Regions from separate parts of the Homo sapiens genome. Here region 1 is linked to region 2. The links are chromatin contacts, found by Hi-C or POLR2A ChIA-PET in ENCODE. All regions are on one chromosome and are shown on one strand. The core of a region is the stretch at or near the end of the contact, and the rest is flanking DNA. Distances in the headings are between cores, read along the strand shown.

What was found. Hi-C counts contacts between places; a loop is a spot of excess contacts on that map. ChIA-PET counts read pairs that join two places held with the same protein, here RNA polymerase II (POLR2A). Pooled maps may share reads with other maps.
Region 1: a loop to region 2 is called in a pooled map, with 2.8 times the contacts of the local background. The contact joins two enhancer-like sites. A Hi-C loop is called at or near these places in 3 of 50 pooled maps. POLR2A ChIA-PET finds 5 or more read pairs at or near these places in 6 of 52 experiments (B cell, HEK293, activated CD4-positive, alpha-beta T cell and 3 more).

The regions. Positions count from the first base shown.
Region 1 is chr1:31,977,244-31,984,082 of GRCh38, reverse strand. No RefSeq gene overlaps it. Among named protein-coding and RNA genes, the nearest start is that of KHDRBS1, 33 kb to the left of the region's middle. Within about 2 kb of position 2,527, at least 6 of the 41 ENCODE cell types and tissues checked have a DNase peak (open chromatin) inside an H3K27ac peak, as active enhancers do.
Region 2 is chr1:31,843,225-31,850,593 of GRCh38, reverse strand. No RefSeq gene overlaps it. Among named protein-coding and RNA genes, the nearest start is that of SPOCD1, 31 kb to the right of the region's middle. RefSeq lists an enhancer at 1,759-1,808. Within about 2 kb of position 1,878, at least 5 of the 41 ENCODE cell types and tissues checked have a DNase peak (open chromatin) inside an H3K27ac peak, as active enhancers do.

The DNA of each region.
Region 1 (6,839 bases), core at 1,278-3,777, 130 kb before region 2:
GCTGGGACTATAGGCACATACCACCACACCCAACTTGAAGTTTTATACATGTATATACCTGTATAACCATCAACCAGATCAAAATCCGGATTATTTCCAGGACCCTAGAAGGTTCTCTTGGCCGCCTTTCAGACATACCCCCTGTCACAATAGAAACGATTATTTCTGACCTCCATTACCATCAACTAACTATACCTGTTTTTGAGATTTTTCTAAATGGAATTGCATGGTGTACATTATTTTTGTTCTGGCTTCTTTCACTCAATATTATAGCTATAAAATTCATCCATGTTAGTACTTAGTACTTGTTTTTTTATGTATGTGGTATAGTATTCTATCAAATGAACATATAACAATGGAGGCATTTGGGTTGTTTCTAGCTTTTGGTTATTCTGAATAATGCTGTTACAAACATTCTTTTACATATGTCTTTTTGGTAGACTCAACCATTTATTTTTCTTGGCTATATATATTTGAGTGGAACTGCTAGGTCAGAGGGGATACGTATGTTTAGTTTTAGTAAATACCGCCAGTTTTCCAAAGTGGTTGTACCAGTTTACACTCCTTTCAGTGGTGTATGAGAATTCCAGTTGTTAATATTGTCAGTCGTTTTAATTTCAAATTTCAGCCATTCTGATAGGTACGTAGTGGTATCTCACTGTTTTAATGTATCTACCCACATAGTAATAAGTAATAATATTTTTTGTTTTGAGACAGGGTCTTTTTCTGTTGCCGAGGCTGGGGTGCAGTGGCATGATCATGGCTCATTGTAGCCTCAACCTCCCAGGCTCAAGCAATCCTCCTGCCTCAGCTCCCTGGGTAGCTGGGACTGCAAGTGCATGCCAACACATCTGGCTAATTTTTAAGTTTTTTGTAGAGATGAGGTCGGGCTATGTTGCCCAGGCTGGTCTTGAACTCCTGGCCTCAAGTGATCTGCCCGCCTCGGCTTCCCAAAGTGCTGGAATTACAGGCATGAGCCATCAAGCCCGGCCAGTAATAATGTTTTTACATGCTTGTTTCTTGTGCTATTTGGCCATCTGGATGTCTTTGTTGAAGAGTCTGTTCCCACTTGGTCCCCTCACCCAAGGATGTCTCTCCTACACTCAGTAACCATTTGATGACCTTAACTGATGGTCATTCAATGGTCATCCTTGTGCTGATCACACCCAGATCTCTGTCCAGAGATCCTGCTCCCAAATGCCATACCCACATATTCAGCTGGCTCTTTGATATCTCTAACAGAATGACCCATGTGCCCCTCAGGATCAATATCCAAACTAAAAGCTTCATCTCCTCTTCAGCCCCTAATCCATTTTCCTTCCTTTCTGCTCAGGCCACTCCAGGGCACCCAGACTGGCCCATCATCTTCATCCTCACGGACTCTGTGAATGTTTAGGCCCCAATCTCACACATTTCAAGAAATGTGGCCAGGCGTGGTGGCTCACACCTGTAATCTCAGCACTTTGGGAGGCCGAGGCAGGTGGATAACTGGAGGTTAAGAGTTCGAGACTAGCCTGGACAACATGGTGAAACCCTGTCTCTACTAAAAATACAAAAATTAGGCAGGGGTGGTGGCAGGCGCCTATAATCCTAGCTCCTTGGGAGGCTGAGGCAGGAGAATCCCTTGAACCTGGGAGGCGGAGGTTGCAGTGAGCCGAGATCACGCCACTGCATACCAGCCTGGGTGACAGAGCGAGACTCTGTCTCAAAAAAAGGAAGGGAGGGAGGGAGGGAGGGAGGGAGGGAAGGAAATAAAAATATGCACAGCCTGTTTCCTTTCCCCACCCCACACCCTCTTTGCCCTGGATACCTCCTCCTTGGGTCTCAGCTTACATGCCACTTCCTCTGGTTTAGGTGTTTCCTCTGCTGTCTTCCAGTGCCAGTTCCTTCCTGTCAAGTCATTTATCACACTGGCTTATAATTACCAGTGTCAATGCCTGAATCCCTGGATCATCTGTTGTTTTGCCTGCTCAGCATTCTTTCCCCTCCTCTCAGTAGTCTAGTTTTCGCTAGGAGCCATCTCTCCATTCTTGCTCCGTGTGTTGGGGTGTGGCTGCAGAGAAGGATGTGCATATCACCCAGGCCCGACAAGTCAGCATATTCCATCCTTTAGTTCTGTAACTGGGTCAATGTTAAGCACAGAACCAAGGTAGTTGATCAGAGCAATCTTAGGATTTTTGCTGGAACAAATGGGAAAGAAGCATTCTTTTTCTGAGGGGGTTACTACAGGGCTAAGATGAAAGCCTGGAGCCTGGGGGATCCTGGTCTGGGGAGTGACCCAGGCCTACCTCACCACACATTTTGGTGGGAGATCTCCCTTCCACATTACTAAAGCACATAGATTCTACAAAAAAACATATCTCCACAGCCCTTTTGCAATTCTGGTGCAATAGTGGATTTTCTAATTATCTTCATTTAGCTTTGTTGTCAAACTACAGAGTAGTAGGGGTTTTTGTGTGTGTGTATGTGGTTTTTTTTTTTTTTTTTGACACGGAGTCTCACTTTGTCGCACAGGCTGGAGTGCAGTGGTGTGATCTCACCTCACTGCAACCTCTGCCTCCCAGGTCAAGTGGTGATTCTCCTGCCTCAGCCTCCTGAGTAGCTGGAATTATAGTCATGCACCACCATGCCCGGCTAATTTTTTTGTATTTTTAGTACAGACGGGGTTTTGCCACGTTGGCCAGGCTGGTCTCGAACTGCTGACCTCAGGTGATCTGCCTGCCTCAGCCTCCCAAAGTGCTGGGTTTACAGCTGTGAGCTACTGCGCCCAGCCTGAGTAGTAGTTTTTGAGAGCACAGATTCCGCAGTAACTTAAGGGTTTGAATCTAGCACTGCCATATGTCACATGTGACTTTGAGCAAACTGCTTAGACTCTCTGTGCCTCAGTTACGTCATCTGTAAAATGGAGATGATAACAGTACTTACTTTATAGTGTTTTTGTGAGAATTAAATGAATTGATTAATGTAAAAGGACTTGTTTACACTGTGGGGAAAATACCACCCGGGACATTTCACAAAGGAAGTGAAAGCAAGGCCAGGTTTCCAAGTGGCTAAAGATGGCTTTGCTGGCAGTGGGGAGTGTGACAGGCTAATAGCCTGAGCGTCTTACCAGTAACTGCTAGTGAATTCCCTTGTTTTCTCTATTTCATCTGTTGTGTGTTCTTAATCTCACACTGACATCTCCGATGAAACCCTTTTCAAGTGTTTGGCATCTCATGGGGGTTTGACAGCAAGGGTGGTAGCCAAGCGGGTTTAACTCCAAAGGGATAATGGTGGTGTTTGCTGCAAAAACTTGAGAGGTAACATTGTTTACAGTGTACAGAGTATTTCATTTGCATATTAAGTTCACTGACTGCGATTCTAGCACGTATATAACCACGTTACACAGAAAATTCAGAAACTCCTCCAGCTACTACCTAACTCTGGAACTGCACATACCTGGGACATAGTAAAATATTGCAATCTTAATAATATAGACTTTGGCCAGGCAAGGTGGCTTATGCCTGTAATCCCAGCACTTTGGGAGGCTGAGTTGGGTGGATCACCTGAGGTCAGGAGTTCGAGACTAGCCTGGCCAACATGGTGAAACCCCGTCTCTACTAAAAATACAAAAATTAGCTGGGCATGGTGATGGGCACCCGTAGTCCCAGCTACTTGGGAAGCTGAGGCAGAAGAATTACTTGAACCTGGGAGGTGGAGGTTGCAGTGAGCCGAGATTGCGCCACTGCACTCCAGCCTGGGCAATGGAGCAAGACTCTGTCTCCAAAAAAAAAAAAAAAAAAAAAGAGAGACAGAGAGAGAATATAGGCTTTGGGGTTGGTCATACCTGGGTTTAGGTTTCGTCTCTGCCTTTTGCTTGCTTGTGTGAACTTAAGCTAGTAATTTATCCTTTCCGAGCCTCACTTTTTTCCATGGAAATGGATAAAGTAATTGCTCCTAAGGTCGCTTCATGGTACAGTCCAGGGCTACCAATCACAACATATTCTATATATCGGTAGCACATATCTTACAAGGTGGATGTAAAAATTAAATGAGATGGTTTCTGTATTGCAAATAGCTCAGCGATGGGCTGATAGCACTTAGTACATCTTAGTACATGTTAGTTGCTATTATTAGGTATTTATGTGCAGAAGTCCTTCTGATAATAATTGTCATAATAGCAAGAGTGGAGTCGGAAGAACTGATGAGGAAGGCTTTCTGAGGAAATTCTAAGTTGTTTTATTTTTATTTATTTATTTATTTATTTATTTATTTATTTATTTATTTATTTGAGATGGAGTCTCGCTCTGTCGCCCAGGCTGGAGTGCAGTGGCGCGATCTCGGCTCACTGCAAGCTCTGCCTCCCAGGTTCACGCCATTCTCCTGCCTCAGCCCCCCGAGTAGCTGGGACTACAGGCGCCCGCCACCATGCCCGGCTAATTTTTTTATATTTTTTAGTAGAGATGGGGTTTCACCATGTTAGCCAGGATGGTCTCGATCTCCTGACCTCGTGATCTGCCCGCCTCAGCCTCCCAAAGTGCTGGGATTACAGGTGTGAGCCACCATGCCCAGCCGTTTTTTAATTTTTTTAATTTTTTAAATTGTATGTCCTCTGGTGTTGAAACTGAAAGATTCTAAGGTTTAAACTGGATTTGAAAGGTGGAGAGTAACTCATTTTGGCAATGAAGATTAGGGTGAGTGTCTTGGGAATAAAAGAAAGAGGGAACAGGTGTCTGCGTGACCAAAGTGAGATACTTGGATGCAACTCAGCCCCGTCCTCAGGGCACTTGTGGGCTTCTGCCAGTAGTGGGGAATCCCAGAACCTTCTCTGGCTTGGCTACAGAAGGAAACAGACATCTCCTATGGAGAGAAAGGAAAGTCACGGAGCTGCTGTCTGGTGGTGACTGGGGCCACAGTGGCAAGCAAAGAGATGTCTGTGGGGCAAGGGAACTGGCAGGGTGAGGCCTGAGGGTCAGCCCAGGATTCTGGTCACTGGGAGGCTGAGCTAGAGGCTTCTACCTCCTGCAAAGTAAGCTGGGCTGGTCTGTGGATTCTTTCCAGATTCTCAGAATTCCAACCTCCTATAGGGTCTTCTCTAGGGAAGGAGGGACACAGATGTATAGAAAAGACCAAAGGGAATGATGAGAGTTTGAAAACTCTGGTCTGGCCAGGCTCAGTGACTCATGCCTGTAATCCCAGCACTTTGGGAGGTCGAGGTGGGAGGATCATTTGAGTCTAGGAGTTCAAGACCAGCCTGGACAACAAAGCAAGACCCTGTGCCTTTGATTGTTTATTTGTTTATTTATTTATTTAGAGACAGTCTCGCTCTGTTGCCTAGACTGGAATGCAGTGGTGCGATCTCAGCTCACTACAACCTCCGCTTACCAGGTTCAACCCGGAGTAGCTGGGATTACAGGCATGTGCCACCAGCTTATTTTTGTATATATATATTTTTAGTGGAGATGAGGTTTCACCATGTGGCCCAGTCTGGTCTCAAACTCCTGACTTCAAGTGATTTACCTGCCTCAGCTTCCCAAGGTGTTTCCCAAGATTACAGGTGTCAGTCACAGTGCCCGGCCCTGACTCTGTCCCTTTAAAAACAAACAAACAGGCCAGGCGCGGTGGCTCATGCCTGTAAGCCCAGCACTTTGGGAGGCCGAGGCGGGCGGATCACAAGGTCAGGAGTTCGAGACCATCCTGGCCAACATGATGAAACCCTGTCTCTACTAGAAATATAAAAATTATCTGGGCGTGGTAGCACATGCCTGTAGTCCCAGCTACTCAGGAGGCTGAGGCAGAAGAATCACTTGAACCTGGGAGGCAGAGGTTGCAGTGAGCCGAGATTGTGCCACTGCACTCCAGCCTGGAGACAGAGCGAGACCGCGTCTCAAAAACAAACAACAAACAAAACAAAAAAAACCCTCTGGCCTGAGATTCCAAATTGTCACCAGCCATCACGGGGCTGGTGGAGAGACAGTCAGACCAGGCTGTGCTGCTTTCTGGGAGAGCCAGCCATCTCCCATCTGCCCCTGCAGACCCACGCTTCACTCTTCTCTGTCCTGTTCTGTGTCTGCCTTGTCTGGACACATCAGCAGGCTGCTTTGCCTTCTGGCTCCTTCTTGGGCTCAGCCACTGGGGACACTGGGTCTGAGGGGCCAGAAGGGAGAGAAGTTGGGTAGTTATTCCCTTGCTCCCTCTACAGGTTGACAGGGTATCCTTGATGGGCAGTCACAGCTCTTCTTAAGGAGGCCTCTTTTCCAAAATTCCCTCCCTCAGGAAATGCTCTCCCCTGTCCCTTCAGGCCTAAGGGTGGTGGCAGCTCCTCAAGTGTTGCTAGCCCCGGGCCACTGTGCTGTCCCTATGGTTTCTGTGCACCCACTCACACCATCGTAAATAAACCCTCTTCAAATTATTCTAATTTTAGTGTGTCATCTGTTTTCACTTGGGACCCTGACTGATACATTTGCCAAATAAGGATTCTTTTGGTTGTCTTAAGGGAAAGAGAGAGAATTATTGCCTCATTATTGCTTCATGTACCCGAAACGATGTACAGACATTAGACATGTTTGTTCAAGAGTTTAGGCAAGAGCTTACTTAGAGTTGGCAGCTTCAGTCTCTTTCTCTCCTTCAGCTCTAGTTCCTCTGGGTGTGCTTTCCATTCGGGCACTCTCTCTACCTAGCAACTTCCAGCAGCTCCAAGCTTATATCCTCCCAGTGTCAAGTCCAAAGAAAGGTTCATTTCAGCCTGGGTGCAGTGGCTCATACCTGTAATTCTAGCACTTTGGAAGGCCGAGGTGGGTGGATTGCTTGAGTCCTGGAGCTCAAGATCAGCCTGGGCAACATGGCGAAAACCCATCTCT
Region 2 (7,369 bases), core at 629-3,128:
AGTCCCAGATACTCGGGAGGCTGAGGCAGAAGCATCACTTGAACTTGGGAGGCAGAGGTTGCAGTGAGCTGAAATTATGCCATTGTACTCCAGCCTGGGGGACAGTGAGAGACTCTGTTTCAAAAAAAAAAAAAAAAAAAAAACAGACAACAGGAGCCTGGGACATCCTATTGGGCCAGAAAGCAAGGACATTGTCAAAAAGTAATGGGATCATATCCAAAGGGCATAGGGGTCAACAAGAAGGGACACTCACTGGCTAAAGATGGGACTACTTATCATCAGAAAGAATGATGACTGAAATGGATTGAAACATACTATGTAAACACTCATTTTTTCATATCGATAGAGAGAAAGCCCTAAATCAAACAGGTATCATTAAATACCACTGGAGATAACCAGGGTGCAATTCCTTGTCCTGAGAATTAGCAATGGAAAGAAAGAATTAGGCCCTCATCCTGTCATTTTTCTACTACCGAATCTCAATTTAAAGCCCTAGTTTATGAGGGAAAGTTCTTTATTAAAAAATTCCAGCTAATAAATGTGAAAGGATTGATAGAATTAGAAAACCATCTTTTTTACAACTCCTAATAAAATGATGGATTCAGGCAATAATCCCCTATGGATGAAATTATTAATGTGAAAGGCTGATGGAGAATTTCATAATGGAGGGATCAGATTGTCACACCTGAGCCCATGGGCCCACCCTAGCACTGCTCTTGTATCTCCTGAAGTGAAGTCACGTGCAGTACACAACCCTTACAGTTGTGTCACGTGCAGTACAAACTAAGAACGGGCTGCCTTAGTTTGGATTTCCCAAAAAAGCAGACTGTATCTAGGAAAAGGATCGGGGTGCAAGTGATTTATTTGGAAGATGATCCCAGAAAGCATCCGTCTTTAAGAGAATAGGGAAGTGAGGCAGGGAAAGGCAGAAAGCCAATAAAAAGTGAATTAATGAGTGGGTCTTTACTCCGGGAACTGGAGCTCCATTCCTCTGGGGACCCTCTGAAAGGCTATACAGAACATGTCGGAAACCTTCCCTAGAGAGGCGAGGAAGCTGGGCTATTTAGCCACCAATCTCCACCCAACGCTAGTCAAAGGCTGCTCGGGGTTGTTAACTCCCTGGCTCTTCTCAGGAGCAGAAAATGCCCTCAGGTTGCAAGACTCAGAAGGTCTGCAGGTGGCCTCCAGCACTGGCCCATGGGACATGGTGGGACACCAACAGTGCCTGCTCTGGTGCCTTGCCAGAAGAGTTGAACCTGAGGCCGGACTTCTATCTACAGGAAATATAGGGGATGGAGAAGCAAGTAAATGATACCGCAAAGAGGCAAGTAGACACACCCAGGCCGTGGGGCTCCACAGGACCAATGATTCCTTCAACGAGGGTGTTCTCTGAGCTGGTTCCCACTGTAGGCAACTGGGCATATCCTGCTGGGGCCCCTCAGAGAAACCATGAGGAATACCCTCAGAATTGTTCCACAGAAGGTAGGAAAGCTGACGCATTTATCCATGATTCCAGTCCCTCATTGCTGAGGGCTGCCGCAGGGACATCAGCTTCCTGGACTTCCAAGCTGTGTCTGCTGGAGGGTTGAGTGGCCTTCTGCAGCTAAGGAGAAAGCCCGGAGGCAGAAAAGCTGAGGGAAGCTGCAGGGCGCATTTGAAATGGGGTTCAAGCAGGGTGCATGCAACTGTCCCCCCTGGATGCCCTGAGTCAACTGGGCCAAGCAGGTGTGAGGAGCGCCCCACCAGGGTCTGTACAGTGTCTCAGCAGATGAGTTCCTGCTGCAGGTGCACTTCTGGCCTTGCTGGCTGCCTCCAGCAGATGTAAGAGCTCTGGCCCTTACCACATACTGGAATTTCTCTGTGTGGGCTGTAACGAATGTGTGCCCCCCCCCCCAAGACGTGTGGGTGTGCGTGTGTGCACACATGTGTGTGCGCGCAGGTGATATGAAAGCGCTTTGTAGCCCTGCCTTGCTCTTAGAAGTACCCGATATTTCTCAGAGTGGTTTTCCTGGACCCAACCCATTTCCTCCTCGCAGACAGGGGCTCTGTGACACTTGAGCTTGGTCATGCCACTTCCCTGCTTAAGGTCATCCAAGCAGCACCGATGGCTCCTGAGTTCCCAGACCCTGAGATGCTGGAGTGGGGCTGGAGGATGGGCCATTGCTGGGCTGCCTAGATCAGGCACCTGGGCCCGTGGATCTTACAGGGGTCTCGAGAGGTTGATGGGGTGTTGAGGTCCTGAAGGGAGTACCATGGAGGTGGCCTCCTCCACGGGCCCCTGCCCTTGTCCTGGTCTCTGTCTCTCCCTATTTCTCACCTCTGCTTCTCTTGGTCTCACTTTTCCCATCTCTCTGTCTGCCTCAGTGTCCCCCTCTCTCCCTCCCCCCGACCTCTGTACCAGTTTCCCTACCCCTGGCCCCACTTCTGTCTCGGTCCTGGCCCCACCCTCCACCTGCCTCTAACTCCATTGCTTTTTGCACACCTCCTCCTCCTTCACAATAGTTTTCTTTTTCTTTTCTTTTTTGATGGAGTCTCGCTCTGTCACCCAGGCCGGAGTGCAGTGGTGGAATCTTGGCTCACTGCAACCTCCGCCTCCCAGGTTTAAGCAATTCTCCTGTCTCAGCCTCCCAAGTAGCTGGGATTACAGGCGCACACCACCATGCCCGGCTAAGTTTTGTATTTTTGGTAGAGACGGGGTTTTGCCAGGTTGGCCAGGCTGGTCTTGAACTCGTGACCTCAAGTGATCTGCCTGCCTCGGCCTCCCAAAGTGCTGGGATTACAGGCGTGAGCCACTGTGCCCGGCCCCTCATAATAGTTTTCTGCCTTCCTATCGAGAGTCAGTTTTTCAAGACAAAACAAAACAAAACAAAACCCACCACAACTTTAAAAACTCTTAGAAACATATTTTAATCACAAACGTGCAACACAGAAACATTAAGTTGGATAGAGGAAAAAATTCATAATCCCTTCACCCTAACTCGGCAGCTGTGGTCAATTTTGATGATTCCCTTTCAACCTTTTAAAATGACTTTTTCAATATAGCATCCTATACTTTGATTTTACATTCTGCTTTTTTAATCTAAATAATAAATCCCTTCAGTGGCTTCCAGTTTCTAAGCAAAACCAAAGCGCCTTTATGATGGCCTGAAAGGCCCTGAGTGATGTGCCTACTGGTTCCACCTCCCCTCTGGGGATCTCCCTGGCGTGCCCTCCTCCCAGTCCCCCTCCCTCCTCCCTGCCACTCTGCTCCAGCTACAGTGGCGTCACTTTCCCAAACATGCTAGGCATGGGCTTCCACCTCCCCCAAGGGCCTTACACTGGCTATTCCCTTTTCCTGGAATGTCTTCTCCCAAAAGTATGCATGGGTCACTTCTCACCTCTTTTATGGGTCACTCAAGGATCGTGTTCTCAGTCCAGCCTATCATGATCACCACCTAAATGGCAACATCCCCAACTTTACTCCCAATCCAGTTTTTCATAACAATGATGTTGCAAAACCATTCTACACACACATGTCAGACAGGCCCCTTTGCTCATGACTTTCTCAGCCATCCCCTGGTTGGACATTTTGGTTGAAGTGGAATTGTTGGGTTTAAAACTGTACACATTTAAAATTTCAATAGAATTACAAAATTGCCCTTTACTAAGCCTTCACCCATGGATAATTCCACCAATGGCAAAGGAAGGTGCTTTTTTCCCTTATCTGCCTTTTAAATTTTTGCCAGTTTGCTAAGCAAAATATATCTTATTGTTGTTTTAACTTGCATTTTTCTAATTAGAACAGTCACTGAACATCTTTTCATATACTTATTAGACATCTGTATTTCTTCTGTGAATTCTCTTTTCCATATCTTTTGCCAATTTAATTATTAGGTTGTTGGCCTCCTTTTTGTTGATTTATAGGAGCTCTTTATATATTGTGGATCACTTTAACCAGGGTAGATTATACCATTATCTAGTTCTACCCAAGGACAGCTTGCAGGCAGTCTTCACTCCATATTACTGCCTCCTCTGTGGGTATCAAAGATCCCACCCTTGGTTTGGGAGGCTGGTGAATGTCCTGAGCCATGTGAAAAGGGAAGGCATTACTAGGGATAAGTGTGGATGGGGGTCCTCAGCAAAGTATCAGGACATGAGTAGGTATCACGCCTGCTGAGCACTCCAGACAGCTGTCAATGAAGGCCCTCGTCAGACAGTGCAGAGCTGAATGGCTGATATGGTTTGGATTTGTGTCCCCCCTAAATCTCATGTTGAATTGTAACCCCCAATATTGGAGGAGGGGTCTGGTGGAAGGTGATTGGATCATGGGGTGGACATCCCCCTTGCTGTTCTCGTGATAGTGAGTTCTCATGAGATCTGGTTGTTTAAAAGTGTGTAGCACCTCCCCTTCACTCTCTTCCTCCTTTTCTGACCATGTAAGATGTGCTTGCTTTCCCTTCACCTTCTGCCATGATTTTAAGTTTCCTGAGGCCTCCCCAGCCATGCTTCCTGTACAGCCTTCAGAGCCATGAGTCTATTAAGCCTCTTTTCTTTATAAATTACCCAGTCTCGGGTAGTTCTTTATAGCAATGAAAGAATGGATTAATACAATGACTAATGTGGCTCTTCAGCCAAGGTGGCCTGTGGTATCCAGCTGAATGCTCACAGAAGGTCTGCTGGTGATGGCCCAGTCCCCAGGAAGCTCCCCAGTAGTGGTGACGGAGTGGACTTAGCTGTCTCTGGGCACTGACTCCACTCCTCTCCTTGGGTCCCACAGGTCCAGTTCCCCATCCCGGATCCCCCTGACCTCTTCGAAGGTCACTCTCACTCCTACTGCCTTTCTCTTTCCCAGCTCAGTGACCCCATTTACTTCCCTAGGGGAGACACGACCTGGGTCTTCTCATTCCCTCTCAATCCATCGTTAAGGCATAAATTTTACCTTCAGCTTCCTCCAAGGCCTTCCCTTTTGATTTTCAAGAGCATTTTCTTCTCTCAGCAAAAGCAGCCTCTTGCAAATCAAAAGACTTTGCCTTTCAAAAGTGTGATTTCTGATGTGGGCTTCAGTAGACTATCCAGAAAGTTAAAAAAACAATGACATCCAAACACTGACTGTTTCTCTCTCTTTATATTCCTGCTATAAAAGCACAAATTCTCCTAGGTAATTTTAAATCTCTGATTGATGTGAGGAAGTGGGAAAAATAAAAGCAAAATTGTTATTATTTCAAGATATGTTTTTGTTCCATTTCTGCATGTCTATGGTGGGTTTGTTTTCCCCGCCTGTTATTCATCTTATAACTTTGCTCATCGAGTCTTCTGTCATTCAGAAGTTAAATGTTTTTATGTAGTCAAATCTGTCCACCTTTCTTACTTTTCTTCTAATGATTTTATGGGTTTTTTTTTTTTTACATTGAGTTCTTTAAATTCAAGGGACTTTGTGTGTCTGGTGTGAGGTAGAGTTCAAATTTTCTATTTTTAAAATTGGAGAGCCATTTGTCTTAATGCCATTTATTAAATAGTCTATCTTTTCCTCATGGATTTGAAATGCTACATTTATGATTGATAGATATAATTTATCTTGTTTTATAAGGTATCTTTATTTCTGGCTTGACAGTTTTCTTGTTTTTATTCATTAAAATTTTTTTCTTGTGGGGAAGGGAGAATGGGGAGTTGGTGTTTATGGGTACACAGTTTCAGTTGGGAAGATGAGATGGAAAGTTCTGGAGATGGATGGTGGTGATGTGGTTATACATCAGTGTGAAGGTACTGAATGCCATTGAACTGTACACTTAAAAATGGTTTAAATGATAAATATTATGTTACATATATTTTACCACAATAAAAACTACTGAAAATTTTTTCTTGGATATTCTGTTGTTGTGTATTCTCTTTGTATTTTTTTCTTTCCGGATTAACCTGAGAATCAGCTTGTCAAATTCCATTTAAAATGTCTTTATTTTTAATTTTTTTAGAGACAGGATATTGCTCTGTCTCTCCCAGGCTGGAATACGTGGCGTGATCAGGGCTCACAGCAGCCTTGAACTCCTGGGCTCAAGGGAGCCTCTTGCCTCAGCATCCTGAGAAGCTGAGACTACAGGCTCCTGCCACCATGCCCAGCGTTTTTTTTTTTTTTTTTTTTTTTTGAGACGGAGTTTCGCTTCACTCTTGTTGCCCAAGCTGGAGTGCAATGGTGCAATCTCGGCTCACTGCAACCTCTGTCTCCCGGGTTCAGGCGATTCTGCCTCAGCCTCCCGAGTAGCTGGGATTACAGGCACGCGCCACCACACCCAGCTAATTTTTTGTATTTTTAGTAGAAATGGGGTTTCACCACGTTATCCAGGCTGGTCTTGAACTTCTGACCTCAGGTGATCCGCCTGCCTCAGCCTCCCAAAGTGCTGGGATTACAGGCGTGAGCCACCATGCCTGGCCTATGCCCAGCTAATTACATTTTTGTTTTTTTTTTTTTTTAGAGACAAGGTCTTGCTATGCTGCCCAAGCTGGTCTCAAATTCCTGGCCTCAAGCGGTCCTCCCATCTTGGCCTCCAGAAGCATTGGGATTACAGGTGTGAGCCACCATGCCTGGCCAAAAAATGTCTTTGCTATTTTGATTGGAATCACATTAAATTTGTAGATGACTCCGAAGAGAAATGACATCTTTATAGTACTGAATTTTTCCACCCAGGAGCATGGCAAGTCTCTCCGTTGATTCAGATCGCCTTTTATGACCTTCAGTAAAGTTTCATAATTTTATTCATTTCAGCTTATTCCTAGATTTGTGATGGCTTGTGTTGCCACTGGGAATGGAATTCTGAGTATGGCCCAGGGACTGTTGCTCAGTTCTATCCCCAGCCCAGCCTCTGGGATGCATGACTGGCTCCAAAAGACGCCTGGGACAGGAAGTACCAGCTGCAAGAGTCATTCACTGTTGCAAGCTTTGGCAATAGGAAGCAGGTGGATCCAAGTTAGAGGTTTGGCAGCCAGAGGGAGGAGAGAGGCTGGGATGAGCTGAAGGAGCTGGCAAGGTCAAGAGGAGGGACCTTCAGGATGAGGGGAACCAGAGCTTGTAATCAAATGGGTCAGAAAGAGGGAGAATCTGAAATGCTGGAGATCAGGGCTGATGCTCAGAATGAATACTGATGTAGCTCAAATGCCTCTATCACGCTGTAGAACAGATTGTGGCTTTGGAGCTAGGAGATGAGAGTTTGAACCCTGACCCTGTCACTAACTGTTTAAGTCACTTAGTTTCTAGGAAACCCAGTCTCCTCACCAGCAAAATAAGGGTGAATTCTAATTATATGTTTAATTGTTTAATTATGTGTCTGTCTTGCACTGGACTGGAGCTCCACAAGGGCAGGGACCATGTGGGTTTAATTCATTAATGTGCAGGGCTGCA